Regions from separate parts of the Homo sapiens genome. Here region 1 is linked to region 2. Evidence: read pairs that join two places in POLR2A ChIA-PET (ENCODE). Cell type or tissue: endothelial cell of umbilical vein. All regions are shown on one strand. Each heading gives the region's core, and the rest is flanking DNA. Links, peaks and the distances in the headings are about the cores only.

Region 1 (10,810 bases), core at 1,275-9,274, 260 kb after region 2:
CGACTCAAGATTAAACATAAATCTATTGATATAAAATATTTATACTTTATTTCTAGTATACCAGTATTTTGTTAATTACTACCATTGATTCACTGGTTGAGCAGTTTTCATGTGCTGAGTACTCTTCTAAATACATTGTATGAATTATCATCTTGCAGCCTCATTAAAGTCCTAAGAGGTGCCTCTTTTACAGGTTAGGAAATGGAAGTTTATTAGCCCACTTAAAGCAATGGGCAGGGTTGGTGTTTGAACCCTGATCAGTCTGACTCTAAATCTATGTTACTTCAAACTTGAGGACTATTCAAGGGTTTGGGACCCGTATGTGGTTAATAAGCAGAAACTCTTAAGGCATGTTTGGGAGACAATTGAACAGTTCAATTTGGCTGTACCATAGGTACGTGAATGAGAATACTGGGCGATGTAGGTTGGCACCCTGTTAGGGAAAAGGTCTCTCCTACTCCCCTTTTTGTAGCCTTGACCCCCTACCTTCTGCTTTTTGCTTTTCATATTTTGCCAGAATTTATTTTTCTTTCTTCCTCTTTCTTTCTTTTTCTTTCTTTCTTTCTTTCTTTCCCTTTCTTTCTTCTTTCTTTTTCTTTCTTTCTTTCTTTCTTTTTCTTTTCTTCTCTTTCTTTCTTTTCTTCCTTTCTTCCTTTCTTTCCTTTCTTTTCTTCTTTTTTTTTTGGAGTCTTGTTCTGTTGCCCAGGCTGGAGTGCAGTGGCATGATCTCAGTTCACTGCAACCTCTGCCTCCTAGGTTCAAGCAATTCTCCTGCCTCAGCCTCCTTAGTAGCTGGGATTACAGGCGCATACCACCATGCCCGGCTAATTTTTGTATTTTTAGTAGAGATGGGGTTTCACCATGTCGGTCAGGGTGGTCTCAAACTCCTGACCTCATGATCCACTCTCCTTGGCCTCCCAAAGTGCTGGGATTACAGGTGTGAGCCACCGTGCCTGGCCAATTAATTTCTAAAGTAGAAACCTGTCATTTTGTTCCACTACCCATTGACTTTGCCTTTTGGCTAAAGTCCAAATTCCTTGGAATACATGGAATGCTCTCTCTCTTTTTCTGAGCCTGGGTCACCCCTATAATAGCCTCACTTTTTTTTTTTTTTTTTTGAGACCGAGGCTCACTCTGTTGCCCAAGCTGGAGTGCAGTGGTGCAGTCTTGGCTCACTGCAGCCTCCGCCTCCTGGGCCCAAGTGATTCACCTGCCTCAACTTCCTGAGTAGCTGGGATTACAGGTGCGCACCATCATGCCTGGCTAATTTTTGTATTTTTAGTAGAGATGGGGTTTCTCCATGTTGGCCAGGCTGGTCTCGAACTCCTGACCTCAAGTGATCTGCCTGCCTTGGCCTCACTTCTTTATTTTAAACCATCTCATCCAACCTTACAAAATACTTTCAATTCAGTGACCGCAGCAGTCCCTTCAATGCTGCATGAGCCTGGTGCATGAGCCTGTAACTGTTTTCCCTCCTCTAAGAGCAGTGTCCGTTTCTTCCTCATCCTAGAGTCTCTGTTGCCTAGCAGAGTGTGGCTAATAGAGGTGCTCAAGAAACATTTGTTGAGTGAATTGTGTAAATGGTTATAATCACATCTGAATTAATAAATAAGTTAAAATGCCACTGGGGAGCTTATAACAATTGATTCAATTCTGGCCGGGCGCGGTGGCTCACGCCTGTAATCCTAGCACTTTGGGAGGCCGAGGCAGGCGGATCACGAGGTCAGGAGATCGAGACCATCCTGGCTAACACGGTGAAACCCCGTCTCTACTAAAAATACAAAAAAGTAACCAGGCGTGGTGGCGGGCACCTGTAGTCCCAGCTACTCAGGAGGCTGAGGCAGGAGAATGGCGTGAACCCAGGAGGTGGAGCTTGCAGTGAGCCGAGGTCAGCCACTGCACTCCAACCTGGGAGACAGAGCAAGACTCCGTCTCAAAAAAAAAAAAAAAAAATTGATTCAATTCTGTATTTTTGGTAATAGGATTTGTTTTTCTTTCTGAATTTCTTGTGACTAAGGAAAGCTAGTCTTAACTAGATGGATGTTTTAAAGAAACCTATCTTTTTTTTTTTACACTAATCTATTAAATTAATTATCCATAATTGTTTCCATTTTAGTTTTTTACATTTTGAGAAATGCTTTCCTAAGTTATTTCTATTTCTTCCTTCTTTTTCTTTCTTTTCTTTTCTTTTTTTTTTTTTTGAGATGGAGTTTCTCTCTTGTCACCCAGGCTGGAATGCAGTGGCACGATCTTGGCTCACTGCAACCTCTGCCTCCCAGGTTCAAACGATTCTCCTGCCTCAGCCTCCTGAGTAGCTGGGATTACACGCATGTGCCACCACGCCCAGCTAATTTTTGTATTTTTAGTAGAGACAGGATTTCATCATGTTGGCCAGGCTGGTCTCAAACTCCTGACCTCAGGTGATTTGCCCACCTTGGCCTCCCTAAGTGCTGGGATTACAGGTGTGAGCTACTGTTCCTGGCCAGTTATTTCTATTTCTATTTCTATTTTCCCATGTGTTTCAGTTTCATGCTTTGAGTGGCAAAAATATGTGCAACTACCAGCTGGTCTGCGACAGTGATGAAAACCTGAAGAATAAAGAATCTGTGGTCCAGTGTCTGCATATCTTGTCCTCCTTAAGGCTCATCATGCAAGTGGCTCTGCCACAAGAGCATCTTTGCTGGATTATCTTCAATGGTATATGCTGATGTATTTTATTTTCCATTGTGTCTTTCAGAAAGTTACTTCAATGCTAAGTTTGACAGTAGCTTGAGTACCTTGTGATTTAAAACATACGCATTTCATAATAGGATGAATATATTTTTTTCAACATTCGTGTGACATGTTTGTCCTCGTAAATTGGGATGGATAAAGCATGTCTTTGGGTTTTCACTGGGGAAAGGGTCAGAGACTGTGGGAATAATCACTGTTGGGTGTTCAAAAAGCAGGGCCGCAGTTAACAAGTAAATATAGATGGAGAAGGGTCAAAGAACCAGTGCGGGTTAGATTGGCTCTAAGCATCACCCATTTACTGGCCCTGTCCTCAAACAACTTGGCTTTGGGTTTCTACAAAGTGACCTCCTCCTACTTTTATTTTGAGTGAGGACTGCTGAGGAACACACACACACACATACACACACACACACACACACACACATACACACACACATATGTACATTATGTGTATGTCTGAAGAAATGACTCTCAGCTAAAAAATGTAATACTTGCTTTTCTCTATTTTAAAGTTGCAACTTACTGCATTATTCTCTGGATAATATATTTTTAAAAGGAAAATATTGACAGTGTGTTCGATGTGCATAAGACAGGATCAAATAACTTCAAGGAAACATATTGGATTTTCCCTCATCCATGGCAACTGAAAGTATATTTTCTAGCCTTTTCCTTTCTCACCCACCCCCAAGTCATGTTTTGACATTTTGATTGAAATCAGACTTTACATTTGCTGCCAGAGATGAGGCCAACTTTGATGAGATTTTTTCAGTCCAGTGATTATTAAGCTTTTGTGTCTGATCATCCTCCAGAGATTCGATGTTACCTGCGCCACCACTGCCATCTCTCACACATCTTGGCAGGGACGGAGAAGGAGCAGCAGTTCCATGTTAGGCCCAGTGGTTGAGCCCTGTGGTCAGCCCTTGTTTGAGTGGTGGAAATGAGCATGATTCCCTGTCTTTACTCCTTTTAAGATCACAACCCAAACATAGTCTTTTTTTTTTTTTTTTTTTGTCTGAGACAGGGTCTCACTTTCTCACCCAGAGTGGAGTGCAGTGTGGCATGATCACTGCAGCCTTGAGCCTTGAACTCCTGGGCTTAAGCCATTCTGCATCAGCCTTCCAAAGCACTGGGATTACATTTCTCTCAATAATCTTTTTTTTTTTTTTTTGAGATGGAGTCTCGCTGTGTTGCCCAGGCTGGAGTACAGTGGCATGATCTCGGCTCACTGCAACCTCCACCTCCTGGGTTCAAACGATTCTCCTGCCTCAGCCTCCCGAGTAGCTGGGATGACAGGCACGCCCCACCACACCCGGCCAATTTTTGTATTTTTAGTACAGACGGGTTTTTACCATGGTAGCCAGGCTGGTCTTGAACTCCTGACCTCAGGCAATCCGCCCGCCTCCACCTCCCAAAGTGCTGGAATTACAGGTGTGAGCCACCATGCCCGGCCTCTCAATTTTTTTTTTTTTTTTAAAAGATTATTTCTGTATCCTTGATATCTTTTTCTTGGTATGTGCTTTTTTCCTTTTCTCTTTTTTAATACACATGGCATTGTGCTCTAGATTTTATTCTGTTTCCTTTTTTTTTTTTCCTGCTGAATATTGTGGGGTTTTAGAATCTAGCTAAGTTCCTGTATGTAAATCTAATTCATTAATTCTGCCTGCTGAATTATATTGCAGATATCCATACAGGCCTGGCGATGAGCACCTGGTTTGCCTGACCTCTCTAATTGCACAAATAATTCTGCAATGAATATCCTTACACATGTCCTTTTATAGACCTGTGCGAGAGTTTTCTGGGATCTGTGCCTAGGAGTGGAATTACTGGGTTCTGGGAGATACACATACTTAGTTTCAGTAACTACTCTTCCTGTTTTAATTTATTCTCTAACTTACTGAATGCCTACCATATGCTAGGCATTGTTCTAGGTGCTAGGGACACAGGAGTGGACAGTAGACAAAAACCACATTCTCATGCTGACTTCCATTGCAGGGAGATGCTAAACAAATCAAAACTGAATTGTGTCAGATAGTGACGAGGCTATGGAGAAAAGTCAAAGCCAGAAGGGGATAGAGAGAGGAGGGGCTGGGCTGCTGAGATGACAGAGGAACAAAGACCTGAAGGAGTTTGGATAGTGAAACTTCTGGGTATCTGGTGGAAGGGCATTCCACCTGGGGGATCAGCAAGTGCAAAGACCCTGAAGTTTTGACAGTTTGGAATTTAAGTAGTCAAAACTATATTTGACTGAAAATGTCAAATGTGCCTTGATAACTTATCAAAATACATTTGACCTTTTCAGTTAGACATTTACTCTATTTACTTTTAATTGACTGTTATACATACACACTCTTGGTTTCTTCAAATATTTAACCAATCTTGGTTTTTAAATAAAAATTTAGGCTGCACACAGTGGCTCACACCTGTAATCCTAGCACTTTGAGAGGCCAAGGCAAGCAGATCACCTGAGGTCAGGAGTTCAAGACCAGCCTGGCTAACATGGTGAAACTGGGTCTCTACTAAAAGTACAAAAATTATCCGGGTGTGGTGGTGCATGCCTGTAATCCCAGTTACTCAGGAGGCTGAGGCAGGAGAATTGCTTGAATCTGGGAGGCGGAGGTTGCAGTGAGCCAAGATCATGCCACTGCACTCCAGCTTGGGTGACAGAGCAAGTCTCCATCTCAAAAAAAAAAAAATCTAATTGGGTATATGGATATTAAGTAATACCTTACTTTTCAACTAAAGTGAACCCAACTAATTTAGACCCTCAACTAGATTATTTTGATGGTGGCCATTTTTAATGAAAAGGACTCACAAGACCAGGCAATAAACTCCTATTAGGGACTTGGTTAAAAATGAAACAGGCCCGGCATGGTGGCTCACGCCTGTAATCCTAGCACTTTGGGAGGCCCAGGTGAAAGACCAGCCTGGCCAACGTAGTGAAACCCCATCTCTACTAAGAATACAAAAATTGGCCGGGTGTGGTGGCGTGTGCCTATAATCACAGCTACTTGGGAGGCTGAGGCAGGAGAATTGCTTGAACCCGGGGAGCAGAGGTTATAGTGAGCCGAGATCATGCCACTTCCCTCCAGCCTGGGCAACAGAGCAAGACTCCATCTCAAAAAAAAAAAAAAAAAAAGAACAAAGGAAATAAACTTCCAGAAATACCCTGAGATCATAAAGATTCAGTCTGTGTTCCATCTGATACCATTTACTCTCTGAGTCTGGCTTTTGCAGCAGGAATTTGTGAGCCATGCCAAGATCTTGAACTGTCAAAGGACTTAGTTACAGTCAGAACATTTTAGTGCTGGAAAGGTGAAAGGCACCTTTTTGAAATACAGAGGGCCCTTGTCATTCTTGAGGGCAGTCTCCTGAGGCCTTCCTCAGTTCCCCAGTTCCCCGTTACTGGCATGTTTATACAGGCTCCTGGCTTACATCCTCATCACATGTTTTTTGGACAGGCATGTGTTTCCTGTGCATATTTTTACTTGGTGACTATTTTTTTTTCCTGCAAAGAAACACTTAGACAGTTTTATTTTTAAAGATGAAGAGTAGAGGCCAGGAATGGTGGCTCACGCTTCTCATCACAGCACTTTGGGAAGCCAGATTACTTGAGGTCAGGAGTTCGAGACCAGCCTGGCCAACATGGCAAGACCCCTGTCTCTACTAAAAATACAAAAATTAGCTGAGCGTGGTGGCGAGCGCCTGTAATCCCAGCTACTTGAGAGCCTGAGGCACGGGAATCACTTGAACCCGGGAGGTGGAGGTCACCGTGAGCTGAGATTGCACCACTGTACTCCAGCCTGGGTGACAGAGCGAGACTCTTATCTCAAAAAAAAAAAAAAAAAAGAAATGAAAAAGATGAAGAGTAGAGGTCAACAAAGCCTCGTTGAGATAAGTCTGCTGAGCTTGAGCTGTTATTAGTCGAGTGGTTTCTTCCCCAGTGGATCTTCAGTGGAATGAATAACTGCAGGTGCTGGGGGTAGTCACATGAATAATGCCAAGTCCCTGAATGTTAAGGACCAATTGCATTCTCTATGAAATTTAGGGTACTATACATTTAAATTTAAATTTTATTCAATTTTGGGGGTCACTGATTTGTGTAATTGATGTTTATTATGCTTATAGTTGTGTTCTAATCAAGTAATAGATGTTTTGGTGCAGTTGCCATTTTCTCACAAACTTTTTATTTATTTATTTTTTTGAGATGGAGACTCGCTCTGTCACCCAGGCTGCAGTGCAATGGCGCAATCTTGGCTCACTGCAATCTCTGTCACCTGGGCTTAGGCAATTCTCCTGCCTCAGCCTCCTGAGTAGCTGGGATTACAGGTGCATACCATCACGCCCAGCTACTTTTGTGTTTTTAGTAGAGATGGGGTTTCTCCACGTTGGCCAGGCTGATCTCGAATTCCTGACCTCAGGTGTTTTGCCCCCTTCAGCCTCCCAAAGTGCTGGGATTACAGGTGTGAGACACCACGCCCGGCTGGGATTACAGGTGCACACCATCATGCCCAACTAATTTTGTATTTTTAGTAGAGATGGGGTTTCTCCATGTTGGCCAGGCTGGTCTCGAATTCCTGACCTCAGGTGTTTTGCCTGCCTCAGCCTCCCAAAGTGCTGGGATTATAGGCGTGAGCCACGGCGCCTGGCCATCAGAAACTTAAAAGTTTAAACCTGAACATAGAATTCATAATTGTTGAGTTTTTATGGTTACGAATATTAGATACTTTATAGAAAATATTTAGACTATCTGTTACAATTACATGCCTTTTTAAAGCATGCTACCATCTTTTGGGTATGTTTATAGATAGATAAACTGCTTGTATACAGAGAGAAGTATGGTGATGTTCCCCACTCCTCTCTTCAACCCTCCCTCCAGCCTTCTATCCTCTTTTAATTAATGGTCTGACACAAAAGCATGTGTCCTTACTTAGGTGTTGGAAATGCTATTTTTTCACTAGAATGCTAGTAGGACACACCTTGATAATAGGAAAAATGTTATATGAGTCTGAGAGTGAATATAACGTGCCCTGTTATGCATTATGATTTTTAAATTATTATGAGTTTCCTTGTTGAGTATTTTGCCATGCTGATTAAATATGTATTCTGATCTTATTTGGAGATAAATCTTTAGTTTTTAAATGATAAGGAAACCATGGGAACCAATTTTATATATATATATATATATATATATATATATATATATATATATATATATGTATATATTTGAGATGGAGTCTTGCTCTGTCGCCCAGGCTAGAGTGCAGTGGCATGATCTCGGCTCACTGCAACCTCCGCCTCCCAGGTTCAAGCGATTTTTCTCCCTCAGTCTCCCAAGTAGCTGGGACTACAGGTGCATGCCACCACGCCCGGCTAATTTTTGTATTATTAGTAGAAACGGGGTTTTACCATATTGGACAGGCTGGTCTTGAGCTCCTGACCTCGTGATCCTCCCGCCTCAGGCTCCCAAAGTGCTGGGATTACAGGCGTAGCCACTGTACACAGCTGGGAACCAGTAATATTTTATATGAATTAATGAAAGCACAGGGTACATAAATTATGCCACTAGAATTATTCTTTTGTTCATTATACTTCAAAAGTTAAATGGCCTGTAAAATGAGACTAGAAGATTCCTGTGTCAACATATTTAAAATACGGCCATGTTAATTATTTTAATGATTTTGTTTACAAGTTACAAGAAAAATTATGATGAGTATAACTCTATATACCATTATCAGACTTCCTCATAAGATCACTTGTTTTGGGAACTACAGACTTGAACCACAGAAATTGGAATATAAAATTTCTATCATTTGACTGTAAAACATGTTAACAATCGTTTTCTCCATCCAGGTACCATTTATATTTACACCATTTGCAGAAAACTGATGGTCATAGGTCAGTCTTCCAAGGTATGAAATGTACTGACAAAATATTTTCCCCTCTATTTCCTGTTTTATTTTTCTTAAGGCTTTCATTACACAGTATATTGAATGTTAAACAAGGAATATTTGGAGAATTATATAATATAAAATTTAGTAAATATATATTATATAGCTTTATTATTCTTAGTTTTGCTTTAATAGGGATCATATGTAAAAATATAGATGATTTAATGAAAAGAAAGGAAATTCCTGAAAATGTTAGTATTCTCTGTCTCTCAGATAGTCATGCTTGTCACGCTTGATAGTAAACATCCATCTGGTTGCTATAGCTTTAGGTAGGGTGACCATCCGTCCTGGCTTGCCCAGGAAAGTCCCGGTTTATGCCTGTTGTCCTGTTAGTAATTATCAGTAGTGCCCACTTTTACTAGTAAAAGTGGCCTGGGCCGGGTGCAGTAGCTTACACCTGTAATCCCAGCACTTCGGGAGACCTAGACTGGCAGATCACTTGAGGCCAGGAGTTTGAGACCAGCCTGGCCAACATGGCAAAACCCCGTCTTTACAAAAAATACAAAAATTAGCCGGACCTGGTGGCACATGCCTGTAGTCCCAGCTACTTGGGAGGCTGAGGTGGGAAGATTGCTTGAGCCTGGGAGGCGGAGGTTGCAGAGAGCCAAGATCGTGCCACTTTGCACTCTAGCCTGGGTGACAGAGCAAGACTGTGTCTCAAATGAAAAAAAAATAGAAAATTAAAAAAAGGTGTCCTGGTTTGGATGATAAACTATGGTTACCCCCTTTATGTCATGATACGGAGCTTGGATTTCATTCTGCTTGAAGTGCTTCCACTTCTGGCCTGCATGCTAATCGGGTGAATGCACACTTAAACTCTAACCCAGTTGCATGACAAAGGCAAGGAGACTTTATTTTATAATAAGATTCTTACTTACCAGTAGTCACTGCTCAGTGTTAGCTTGAGGAAGTTGCTGACACTTCTATTGACTTCCCTACAATGTTGGTAGCATTTTTGTCCACGGGAGACATATTTATTCCCTGTATTAGTTTTCCAGTTATTGGAATGTAGGCCAAGAAGGGCGAATATACTCCCGTTGAGACCCTGCTTGAGTTGTTGCTGGCATCTGAAACATGACTACTTTATTCTTTATTCCATACAGAACCTTACCCTGAATATTCTAACACTCAGGAGAGATATGTTTTTTCTTATTTCCTCAAAGCATAGCCAAGTATCTTAAAAGTTGACAACATCTGAAAAATAAAAATGGAAGTAAAGAAATTTGCATGCTCAATGGATAACATTAATTATGTGTTCTCTCTCTGTTTTGCTTCTCAAATTAAAAAACTCTATGACAGACAGTGACTTGAAGAAGCTCTGTGCCAGCTTTCTGAGTGTGAATTAAATTGAGGGGGGACTCTCCCAGGCCTAATGTAAACTTGGCCCGCAGACTACTGCAATGATGCTACATTCAGTTCCAGATGATTTCCTAAAGAGAATTTGCATACTCTGGTTGCGCTTGGTGTAACAACAACAAACATGGCTTCACAGGACCATCATAGTTTGGTCTGCTGCAGTGCTTGCTGCCAAAGCTTTGAAGGGCAGAAATGTCTGTGCCGACATTTGACTGTTAGTGTTTGTGCTTGTTAACACTGAGAGAATTTTAAAGTGACAGTCATCTTAAAATAATTTCTTATTCATAACCTTTGTAAGACATTTCTTCTCTGCCTCATATACCTTGAGTTTGTCTCTGATAAAATAAGGATAGTTGAGTATTTTGCCATGCTGATTAAATAGGTATTCTAATCTTATTAGGAGATAAATCTTCAGTTTTTCAACCATAAGGAAACCATGGGAACCGATAATATTTTATATGAATTAATAAAAGCACAGGGTACATAAATTTTGCCACTAAAATTATTCTTTTGTTCATTATATTTCAAAACTTAAATCGCCTGTAAAATGACACTAAAATGAGTATAGTTCTTTTTTTTTTTTTTTTGAGACTGAGTGTTGCTCTGTTGCCCAGGCTGGGTGCAGTGGCGCCGTCTTAGCTCACTGCAAGCTCTGCCTCCTGGGTTCAAGTGATTCTCCTGCCACAGCCCCCTGAGTAGCTGGGATTACAGGCACCCACCACCATGCCAGGCTAATTTTTTGTATTTTTAGTAGAGATGGGGTTTCATCATAT
Region 2 (10,810 bases), core at 1,276-9,275:
CCACATTTCATTTATCCTTTTGCTGGTTGGTGGACAGGTGGGTTGTTCCTCATGTTCTTTTTAACACAGCAAGGCCATATGATCTGTCTGAGGCTGCCTTTCAGTTCCCAACCATTTTTTGAGCAGGAGAGACATTTTCTGTCATTTTTATCACAGCCCTTGGTTATTTCTTGATGTGTTCATGAATGTAATCCCAACTTAGACATGATGTTCCAAACCTATAAGAAAATTAGAATTTTTTTTTTTTTTTTTTGGGAAAGAAGAAACAGTTATTTAAGACTTGTTAGAATAAATGATTCAGATCCTTTTTCTTCTGTGTTTTTATTTTGGCTCTAAATAAAACATTTATAGAAGTTTGTCTTTTGTGTAATTATTTAGGCTCTAAAAACTTCACTCAGTTTAGATGAGTGTTCAAACTCGCTGAGGGAAAAAAATAAAGTTTTTCCCCAGGGAGAAAAATATTATGAGCTAAAACTAAAAATAACTTAAAATTTTAGCGAAGGAAGCATTAACACACCAGGCCAGCACACTTTCTTTTTAATGGGAACTGACCCTGGGTCAGGTGGGTCCAATGACACCCTTATTTAATTTATTTCCTGCTGGGAGCTGATTTTCCTGGGCATGTTCTGACCCAGGGCACTCGGCAGAGACGCTGCTAACAAAGTCCAGGTGGAAAACATCTGAGTTTCCCAAATTTCTCTAAAGGTTTTTAAGGGCTGTTCAGCTTCGAGTAGCAGCGTGAGTGTGAGGTCGCTGGCGTAAATGAGACCCCGCGGGTTAAGTTGCAGGTGGGAGCTCCAGGATGCAGCAAGGTGGCCGCGGCCACTGGAACTGTTGTTTGGCCTTGACTCTAATCTAAGGTGCCCTGGGCGTCGGCCTGTATGCTGGTGCTCAGTGAGGTTTCTCCATGACTCTGTATGAGATCTCCTGTGCTGAATGGGACCCTTAAATGTGCCCTTCGCTGCCATCATTTAAGGAGGGAAAAGGCAAATCAGAATGTCATAATGTAAAGGATGGCAGGCAAACACATGTTTTTAGAACCACACTATGATTTCAAAAGGCACATCAACATTCAGTTGAATTTCATGTCTATTGGGGGATCTTTGATTTCTCTCCCCCTAAATTTGTGTGGGGATGTGAAAAAGCTTACGCTTTAGAATCTGTCGATCTTGGTGGTTCTTGGGCAAATGACTCTCCATCCCTGGGATCTTGTTTGTGTCAGAAGGATGACATCCTCCACCTCCATCAGGGCTAATGTGGGGATCTAATGAGGTGCCTTATGTACAACCCCTGGTACAGAAGAGAGGCACTCAATCAGAGCTGCTTCTAAAGCTCTTCTACTTGAAATGATCTTTTTTTAATCCTCACTCATACCCTGGTTTTAGGTGGAATAGTTTCTAAGGAAACAGAGTCCTTTTCCCATAGGATGGTGCTGGGTTTTTGTGCTTGAGAGAGACCATCTTTGTCTCTCTGAGCCCCTTGGACGCCAAGATGCATCCACAGGGCAAGGCACACGCAAGCATTTGGTAGGTAAATATAGAACCCAGTGGGTTCGGCAGGGAATTAAAGTATCCATTTAATAAACCTCAAGAACAGCATAGCCTTTAATATAAAGTCCCTTCTCCCAAAGGGTTGCAAAAACTTTTGCAATGATTATTGCTTTTCATTTATAGCCTAATGTTTGAGGACTGGAGCCATAAACTGAAGAGCCAGAAGTAGACGCTAGCAACTAAAAATACTGTCAATGAATGTCACAGATATCCAAAGTAGACAATTCGTTTTCCTTCCAGTGGCTTTCTTGGCAAAAAAAATAAAAATTAAAAAGGAAAAAAATGACTGAGTTAAGAAAACGTTGTAGTGTTTGATGATGATAACTTGCATTTTATAATGCTTTCCAGCTTACAGAATGCTTTCTCATTATTATTTCATTGAATTCTTCTGACTCGCAGAGGTAGGTAAGACAATACTGTGTTATGGTTCAGGACATGCTGCCTCTACCACTTCACTTCCTAGCAGGTGGTCATGTGAGTTAGGGAAGTGCTCTAAGCTTATTTTCCAAATTTTTAAAATAGGAGTCACAACACCTTCCTTTTAGGATTGCTGTTCAGATTGTATGAGATAAGATATGAATAATCCCATCCACATAGTAAAGGCTTCATAAATGGCAGCTGTTACTATGTTATTACATAGAATAATCCTCACTCGGCCAAGGTTGGGGGATTGCTTGAGTCCAGGAGTTTGAGACCAGCCTGAGCAACCAAGTGAGATGCTGTCTCCACAAAAAATAAAAATGTAAAAATTAGCAGGGTGTGGTGGCATGTACCTGTAGTCCCAGCCACTCAGGAGGTGGAGGCAGGAGGATTGCTTGAGTCCAGGAGGTTGAGGCTGCAGTGAGCCATGTTCGTGCCACTGCACTCCAGCCTGTGCGACAGAGTGAGACCCTGTCTAAGAAATCATCATCATCATCATCATCTTCCTTACTTTACAGACGAGGAAACTCAAAGTGGCACTTAATTTGCCAAAGATCACAAAGATCTAGTAATGGCAGAACTGGAATGCACATCTAATTCTACTTCCAACTTCATTCCTCCTTCCACTTTTCCTTAGCCAAGAATGTAAATCAGGAACATTTTGGTGCTTCTGCCAGCGACATTTACCATTATCATGAGCTCTTACATGGTTTCTCGGGTGCACTCAGATTTTCAACGTCTACTTTTGTATTTGCAGAACATCATCAAGAAGGTGATCGGGCAGAAGTTTGTGTACAAGTTTGTCTCTTTCCCGGAGATCCTGAAGATGGATCCTCACGCGGTGGAGATCAGCCGGGAGAGCCTTCTGCTGCAGGACAGCGACTGCAAGGCGTCTCCGGAGGGCCGCGAGGCCCACAAACACGGCCTGGCCGCCCTCAGAAGCACGAGCCGCAACGAATACATCCACTCAGGCCTGTACTCGTCCTTCACCATTAATTCCCTGCAGAACCCACCAGACGCCTTCAAGGCCATCAAGACGGAGAAGCTGGAGGAGCCGCCCGAAGACAGCCCCCCCGTGGAAGAAGTCAGGACTGTGATCAGGTTTGTGACCAATAAAACCGACAAGCACGTCACCAGGCCGGTGGTGTCCCTGCCTTCCACGTCAGAGGCTGCGGCGGCGTCCGCCTTCCTGGCCTCGTCCGTCTCGGCCAAGATCTCCTCTTTAATGTTGCCAAACGCTGCCAGTATTTCATCCGCCTCACCCTTCTCATCTCGGTCCCCGTCCCTGTCCCCCAACTCACCCCTCCCTTCTGAACACAGAAGCCTCTTCCTGGAGGCCGCCTGCCATGACTCCGATTCCCTGGAGCCCTTGAACCTGTCATCGGGCTCCAAGACCAAGTCTCCATCTCTTCCCCCAAAGGCCAAAAAACCCAAAGGCTTGGAAATCTCAGCGCCCCCGCTGGTGCTCTCCGGCACCGACATCGGCTCCATCGCCCTCAACAGCCCAGCCCTCCCCTCGGGATCCCTCACCCCAGCCTTCTTCACCGCACAGGTAAGAGTCATTCCTGTCATCTAAGCCACAGCCAGCTTCAGTGGCTTAGCAAAAAAGGAAGAGCAACTAAAGAGACTTCCTTCTGTCCCTCAAAACGTTGTCCTATGACTCGTACCGAGGTCACTGTGTAAATGTGAAGGGAAGCTGCTTTTCCATCCTCAGACCAAGGGGTGCACATGAGACAGGGTTTGGTTTGTCGACTCTAGTGGGATGCTTGATTGGTTTCTTGCTTTTAGCGGCCTAAAGTGACCATAGGTGGAACACGCACACTGGCCGACAAAGCAGATCTCACCAGCGATTTCCAAGGGAAAGTTGAGCGGGCCAGTTTACATTTCGGGAGGCGCTTGGGCTTTATGAAATTTTTATGGCAGAATCTTCTCTGGGGGCGCTTAATAAGGAGCCACTTGTGTTCTGTTAACAAGAAAATAGATGTCAACTGATGCCGCCATCGCATGTCAGTGTGGAGCTGTGGTCATAGCGTAGGTAATAAGAAACAAAGGGGCCACCCCAAACAGCTGCTTCGCTGAAAGCAGCACTACTCTGAGAAAGCCCCAGTCCACAGCACTGGCGAGAGGACAGCAAACTTGCAGAGCCAAAAAAGCCTTCGTTGTTATTAGTCCCAAAGAGAAAGCAGCCTTTTCCTTTAAATCAGATATTCAGATGCTCTTTCTTGTCCAGCTGACAATTGCAGTGCAAAGGCGTAGTAGGTGCTGGGAAACCATATTTCTCCTTCCCCTTGAAAATTGGATGCAATTTTAGTGGCAGAGGTTAAAAGAGTATTCGTTTTAGGTTCACAGACCTGCATTCAGTTCCTGGCTACCCTGCTTCCTAGGAGTGGGACTGTGGGCGGTTGCTCTCTGGGCCAGGTTCCATGTGTGGAAAATGGGACCATGGACAGGCTTTGTGAGCTGGGGACACCTGGTAGCATTGTTAACCGTGGAGCTGCACCCGTCCCCTGCCTCTGTAATCTCATCGTAGTTGTCCCTGTTGTCATTAGCAGCAGCCGCGGCAGCATATGACGGGCTCCCCACGTGTGCCAGGCACTGCTCCAGATGCTTTACATGCATTGCCTGTATCCACACTTACAGCAGCCCTGTCACGTGGATACAGGTTGAGCATCCTGTTTCCAAAATGCTTGTGACCAGAAGCATTTCAGAGTTCAGATGTTTTCAGATTTTGGAATATTTGCATGATACTTGCCAGTTGAATATCCCACATCTGAAAATCTGAAATCCAAAATGTTGCAATGAGCATTTCCTTGGAGTGTCATGTCAGGACTCAGAAAGTTTCAGATTCTGGAGGATTTGGGATTTGGGAATTTTTGGATTTGGGATGCTGAGCCTGTGCTATTATTATCATCCTGTTTCCCAGCTGAGATAAATGAGGCACAGAGGTAAAGTAGTTCGTCCAGGGTCCCACAGCCAATAGGTGGTAGAGGTGGCTTTGGATCCAGTGTCTGCCTCCAGAATCCATGCTCTCAAATGAAATGCATTCCCGCTGCGAGAAGGCAGTGTCCCTGATCACGATGGCCGTCCATGGAGCACCTGAAAGCAGCTCTGGGCCACTGTCCTCTCCACGCTTTCTCTGGACTGGATTCTGCCCAGGATTTCATGACAGCTCAAGCCTGTGAGCTGGTGGTGACGCGCGCCACTGCGGAGGGGGAGGGCCAGGGGATCAGGATATAGGTCAGAGTGAGCACGTGTGCTCTTAAATCAGGCATCTTCCAGTTAAGCAAGGCTGTCCAGTGACCAAGGGCTGCTGAGCAAATGGCTCAGAAACAGCAGCTCCTGATGTAGCTCAGGGGAGTATCTTGAGAGGCAGGGCCAGGGTAGATGATCTGAGCATCTCCTCCCCTGGCCTCCTGTGTGTTTACAACTGTCAGGGTGAGAAAGGTCCGAAGCCAGGCCAGGGCTGACTCTGATTTAGGTGTCTGTGTTCCCTGGGAGCCTGGATCACCTTCTCAGAACAGAGTGAGGCAGATGCCAGCCCTGTCTCAGAGGAAGTCAGCTCAGCCAGCCCTGTGGATAATGTGGATGGAGTGGTGGCTCCCATCGGTGGGGCTGAGGGCGTGAGAGAAGGATCAAGGGTGGATGCCCAACAAATGGATGCAGAGGGCACGACCAGGAGCCAGAAGCCACCAGCATGGCCTGAAACTAGGTGGGAAGGCGTAGGAAAGCCAGGATCTTTACAAGAGGACCTGTGCCTTAGGCAGTGAGGGTGCCTGGTCCTCAGCCAAGCTGTGAGGGTGGGGCTGTGATGATTTAGTGCCAGGAAGCCCAGAAATGGTCCTGAGGGGAGGGAGGCAACAGGCAGCATCTGGACCCAGGGCAGGAGAGTGGAAGTAAAGGGACCTGGCTCAGAGAGGGCCTTCGGGTCAAAGGAGGAGGAGGGGCACCAGGCAGTCCTCTAAACCACGCAAAACTAAGGGGGTCACCAGCTACACTGGGAGATGGTAGAGCCTCGGGACTCAGACCCCACTTTGAACTTCCCTCACATTCCCAGAGTGTGGGCTCTGCTCCTGGCATGGCCATGGGTGGCCAACAGGGAGGGAGAGAAGGGGCAATGAGGGAGACACCAGAGGGGCCCGGGTGGTAGTCAGGGGTGTGGTACTTATTCAGAGTTGAGTTCTTGCAGCCGGTTTCACCCAGGCGGATTCCCTGAGATCAGATAGGATATCTTGAAGCCAGGGGTGGTTTAGGATTAGGGTATGTCAGTGTCAGATTTGGACTCTCAGATTCCCTCCCCTGGGAGCTGCTTCAGGGGGTGCCCCAGAAACTCACCCACCAGCACCAGCTCAGTAGTTTGTCTTCCAGGTGACAGCCAGAAACAGCGTGGCTCTCAACAGCCAGGCATTCTGTGGAATTCCTTTCGGCCTCAGGAGTGAAGGACAACTGTGGGGTTCAGGGTGTTCCACAGGCAGCAGTGAGGCTTCAGTGGTTTTCCTCTTACCTGAGCACTTTGTCACAGAAACTCTCCTTTTCTCTGTGTGTGGGGGGTGTGCTGTGTGCAGTGTGATGCTGTGTGCACATAAACATTTGATAATCTGTGGGCTGTCAGCTTTGCTTAGTGGTGGGCTTTGGAAGAGGTGAAAGCTGTGTGTGCTGTAATAACCCGATACCCTGAAGGTACAAATTCCGAAGGTTGGTTATTTCCAGCTAGAATCATGGCAGGAAGAAGGGGAGAAGTAAGGGAGCCTTGGCATGGCCTGTGTCACGTGGTTACCTTATCACACCTCATACAGGCATCCCTCATTTTACTGTACTTTGCTTTATTACGTTTCACAATTAATTGGTGGTTTTTACAAATCGAAGGTTTGTGGCAACCTGGCGCTGAGCAAGTCTTGTCAGCGCCAGTCTGTTCTTCCAACAGCACACACTCACTCCGTGTTTCAATGTCACATTTTGGTAATTCTCAAACATTTCCAACTTTTTCCTTACTATTATGTCTGTTATAGTGCTCTGAGATCAGCGAGCTTTGATACTACTATTGTCATTGTTTTGGGGCACCATGAACCACACCTGTATAAGACAGCAAACTTGATCAGTGTTGTGTGTGTCCCAACTGCTCTCCTGTGTCAAACTTGATCAGTGTTGTGTGTGTCCCAACTGCTCTCCTGTGTCTCCCTCTCCTTGGGTCTCCCTATTCCCTGAAACACAACAATTTTGAAATTAGGCCAATTGATAACCCTATAGTGGCCTATAAAGTGTTCAAGAGAAAGGAAGAGCTGCGCATCTCTCATTTTAAATCCAAAGCTAGAATGATGACGGTGAAGGCATGTCCAAAACCGAGACAGGCCTAAAGCTAGGGGGCTCTTATACCAGTTAAGTATGTAAATGTAAAGGAAGAGTTCCTGAAGGAAATGAAAGTGCTACGTCAGTGAAAACATGAATGATAAGAAAGTGGGACATCCTGATTGTTGATATGGAGAAAGTTTTAGTGGTCTGGATAGAAGATCAAACCAGCCACAACATTCCTTTCAGGCTAACCCAGAGCAAGGCCCTAACTCTTCAATTCTTTGAATGCTGAGAGAGGCGAAGAAGCTGCAGAAGAAAAGTGTGAAGCTAGCAGAGGTTGGTTCATGAGGTTTAAAGAAAAAAGCCATCTCCATAACATAAAAGTGCAAGGTGAAGCAGCGAGTGCTAATGGAGAAGCTGCAGTAAGCTGTCCAGAAGATCTAGCTACGCTCATTGATGAAGGTGGCTACGTCAAACAGCTTCACTGTAGGTGAAACGGCCTTCTACTGGAAGAAGATGCCATCTAGGACTTTCATAGCTGGAGAAGAGAAGTCCATGCCTGGCTTCAGAGCTTCAAAGGACAGGCTGAGTCTTGTTAGTACAGCTTGTGACTTTAAGTTGAAGCCAGTGCTACTAAATACACTCTGCCTGTGCTCTGTAAATGGAACAACAAAGTCTGGACGACAGCACATCTGTTTTCACAGTTTATGGAATAGTTTAAGCCCAGGTGAGACCTACTACTCAGAAAAAAGATTCCTTTCAAAATATTACTGCTCATTACAGTGCATCTGGTTACCCAAGAGCTCTCATGGAGATATACAAGAAGATTAATATTTTTCATGCCTGCAAATACAACATCCATTCTACAACCCAGAAGTCAAGGAGTAATTTTGACTTTCAAGTCTTATTACTTAATAAATACATTTCATAAAGCTACAGCTGCCATAGATAGTGATTCCTCTGATGGATCTGGGCAAAGTCAATTGAAAACCTTCTGGAAAGGAGTCACCATCCTAGATGCTATTAAGAATATTCATGATTCATGGGAGGAGGTCAAAATATCAACATTAACAGGAGTTTGGAAGAAACTGATTCCAGCCCTCATGGATCACTTTGAAGGGTTCAAGACTTCATTGGAGGAGGGAACTGCAGATGTGGTAGAAATAGCAAGAGAACTAGCATTAGAAGTGGAGCCTGGAGATGCAACCAAATTGCTGCAATTTATTGATCAAACTTGATTGGGTGAGTAGTTGCTTCTCACAGATGAGCAGAGAAAGTGGTTTCTTGAGATAGAATCTACTCCTGTTGAAGACGCTGTGAATATTGTTGAAATGACAACAAAGGACTGAGAATATTACATAACTTTACATTACATTACTTAGTTGATAAAGCAGCGGCAGGGTTTGAGAGGATTGACTCCAATTTTGAAAGAAGTTCTACTCTGGGTAAAATGCTATCAAACAGCATCACATGCCATAGAGAAATCTTTCATGAAAGGAATAATCAATTGGGCCAGGTGCGCTGGCTCACGCCTGTAATCGCAGCACTTTGGGAGGCCAAGGCGGGTGGATCACCTGAGGTCAGGAGTTCAAGACCAGCCTGGCCAACATGGCAAAACCCCGTCTCTACTAAAAGTACAAAAATTAGCCAGGTTTGGTGGCAGATGCCTGTAATCCCACTACTTGGGAGCCTGAGGCAGGAGAATCACTTGAACCTGGGAGGTGGAGGTTGTGATGAGCCGAGATCACGCCACCGCACTCCAGCCTGGACAACAAGAGCGAAACTCGCATCTCACCAAAAAAATAAATAAATAAATAAAAGAGTCAATCAATGTGGCAAACTTCATTATTGTCTTATTTTAAGAAACTGCCACAGCCACCCCAGTCTTCATGACTCTGCCTCCTTGTCCCTGGTTCTGCCCTGCTTCCTCCCCTGTCCCTTTCTGTAGCTACCCTAGGCCCCCATGGGAGTCTCCATTTTGTCTCCTTTTCCGTAGGATCAGTGCTACAGACTTCTGTGGGATTAACTCACCTTTTAAAGACCTTAAAACCATGGTTTCACTTGAATTCAGACAACTTTAGGAGCTTCCAGAGATTCAGTCACCTTTTATTTGAGGACATTTTTTTAACCTCAAGGTGGCATTGTCATGGATTCTGTTGGCATCTGTGGGAGCTTAGGATTACAGATATTTGTGGGTACAACCTGCTAGACATCTTGTTTCTCTCTCCTTTACTTTCTTAGAGACTGAGTGACTTACCGGTATCTCAGATCACCAAATCAAGTGATCAGCAAATACTTCTGCATCTTCTTTAATCAGTCCAGTAACAAATGTTTATCATGTATTCATTCATTTGGGAGATAATCACTGAAAACTAAGCATTCGCTTAGATACCTGGAGATACAGAGGTTAGCAAGATAGAAACCGTTCCTGTTCTCATGAGTTTACAGGTTGCTGTCCAGCATACGGGGCAATATATAACATAGGGTTATAATTTAGGGTGGTGTGAAATTATGGAGGACCCTGAGAACTGGCTAAGGAATTTTGACTTGTTTGGATTGGAAATTAACTGCTAGAGGCTGGGCGCAGTGGCTCACGCCTGTAATCCCAATATTTAGGGAGGCCAAGGGGGCGGATAGCTTGAGGTCAGGAGTTCAAGACCAACCTGGCCAACATGGCCAAACCCCATCTCTACTAAAGATAAGAAAATTAGCTGGGTGTGGTGGTGCATGCCTGTAATCTCAGCTACTCGGGAGGCTGAGGCAGGAGAATCGCTTGAACCCGGGAGGCAGAGGTTACAGTGAGCCAAGATTGTGCCACTGCACCCCAGCCTGGGTGACAGAGTGAGATTCTATCTCAAAGATAAATAAGTAAATAAACAGCTGCTAGAGGTATAAGTGAAAAAAATCTCATTAGAATCAACAAATAATTATTGAGCAATAACAGAGCCTAGAAAGGACACCAAAACTACAGTTGCTTGTTTTTATGACCTTAGGACCTAGCCATGACAACAAGGCATTACAAGTGCACACACACACACAATAGCCCTTGGCAAGAGTCAAACATGCAGCACAGAGAAGCGCTTTAGGAGCTGAGGGGCAAGATCGTTTAGTTCAGGTCAACACACATGAACTGAGTGCCCATCATGTGAAAGCTGCTGTGTTTGGAGCTGGGGCTACAAACGTGGATAAAATAGTCTCTGATAGTTAGGAGCTCATAACTTAAGTCCCTTCATCTAGTATCTCAGGTGCAATACAAAAGGAATACTAAGTTGCAAAAGGAATCCTAAGGAGGAAGGTATTAACTTTGCCTGAGATGGAGGAAGAATGTCCAGAGGGCTTCCTGGAGGGGGTGAGACCACTGGTACAGGGTGTTGAAGGATCAGCCTGTGGCAGGGTAGACAGGGAGAGGAAGGCATCGTCGGCAGAGGAACAGCTTGAGGCAAGGCATAGATACGTGAAATAGCTTTGTGATTAGGGGAGGTATAGCAATAGGAAGCATTGAAGGGGTATGAGTGACAGTCTGAATTGTTTTAGGAATCACCCTGCTGGCGAGA

The links. ChIA-PET counts read pairs that join two places held together with the same protein. Peaks named below come from ENCODE experiments on the same cell type or tissue, not always from the same donor. Only the 100,000 strongest peaks of a DNase experiment are listed, where the experiment ranks them.
Region 1: POLR2A ChIA-PET joins it to region 2 with 10 read pairs; 3 of 35 experiments call an interaction of 5 or more read pairs at or near these places.

Annotation. Positions count from the first base shown.
Region 1 is chr12:96,504,403-96,515,212 of GRCh38, forward strand. It overlaps CFAP54 (cilia and flagella associated protein 54), which reads left to right. Exons shown (of 68, transcript NM_001306084.2): 4 at 2,526-2,697; 5 at 8,584-8,642. Among named protein-coding and RNA genes, the nearest start is that of CFAP54, 20 kb to the left of the region's middle. In endothelial cell of umbilical vein, for the core only: no CTCF peak of the experiment used is centred there; a DNase peak (open chromatin) is centred at 6,099; H3K27ac peaks cover 1,367 bases.
Region 2 is chr12:96,244,213-96,255,022 of GRCh38, forward strand. It overlaps ELK3 (ETS transcription factor ELK3), which reads left to right. Exons shown (of 5, transcript NM_005230.4): 3 at 2,728-3,522. Among named protein-coding and RNA genes, the nearest start is that of ELK3, 55 kb to the left of the region's middle. In endothelial cell of umbilical vein, for the core only: no CTCF peak of the experiment used is centred there; no DNase peak of the experiment used is centred there; H3K27ac peaks cover 1,432 bases.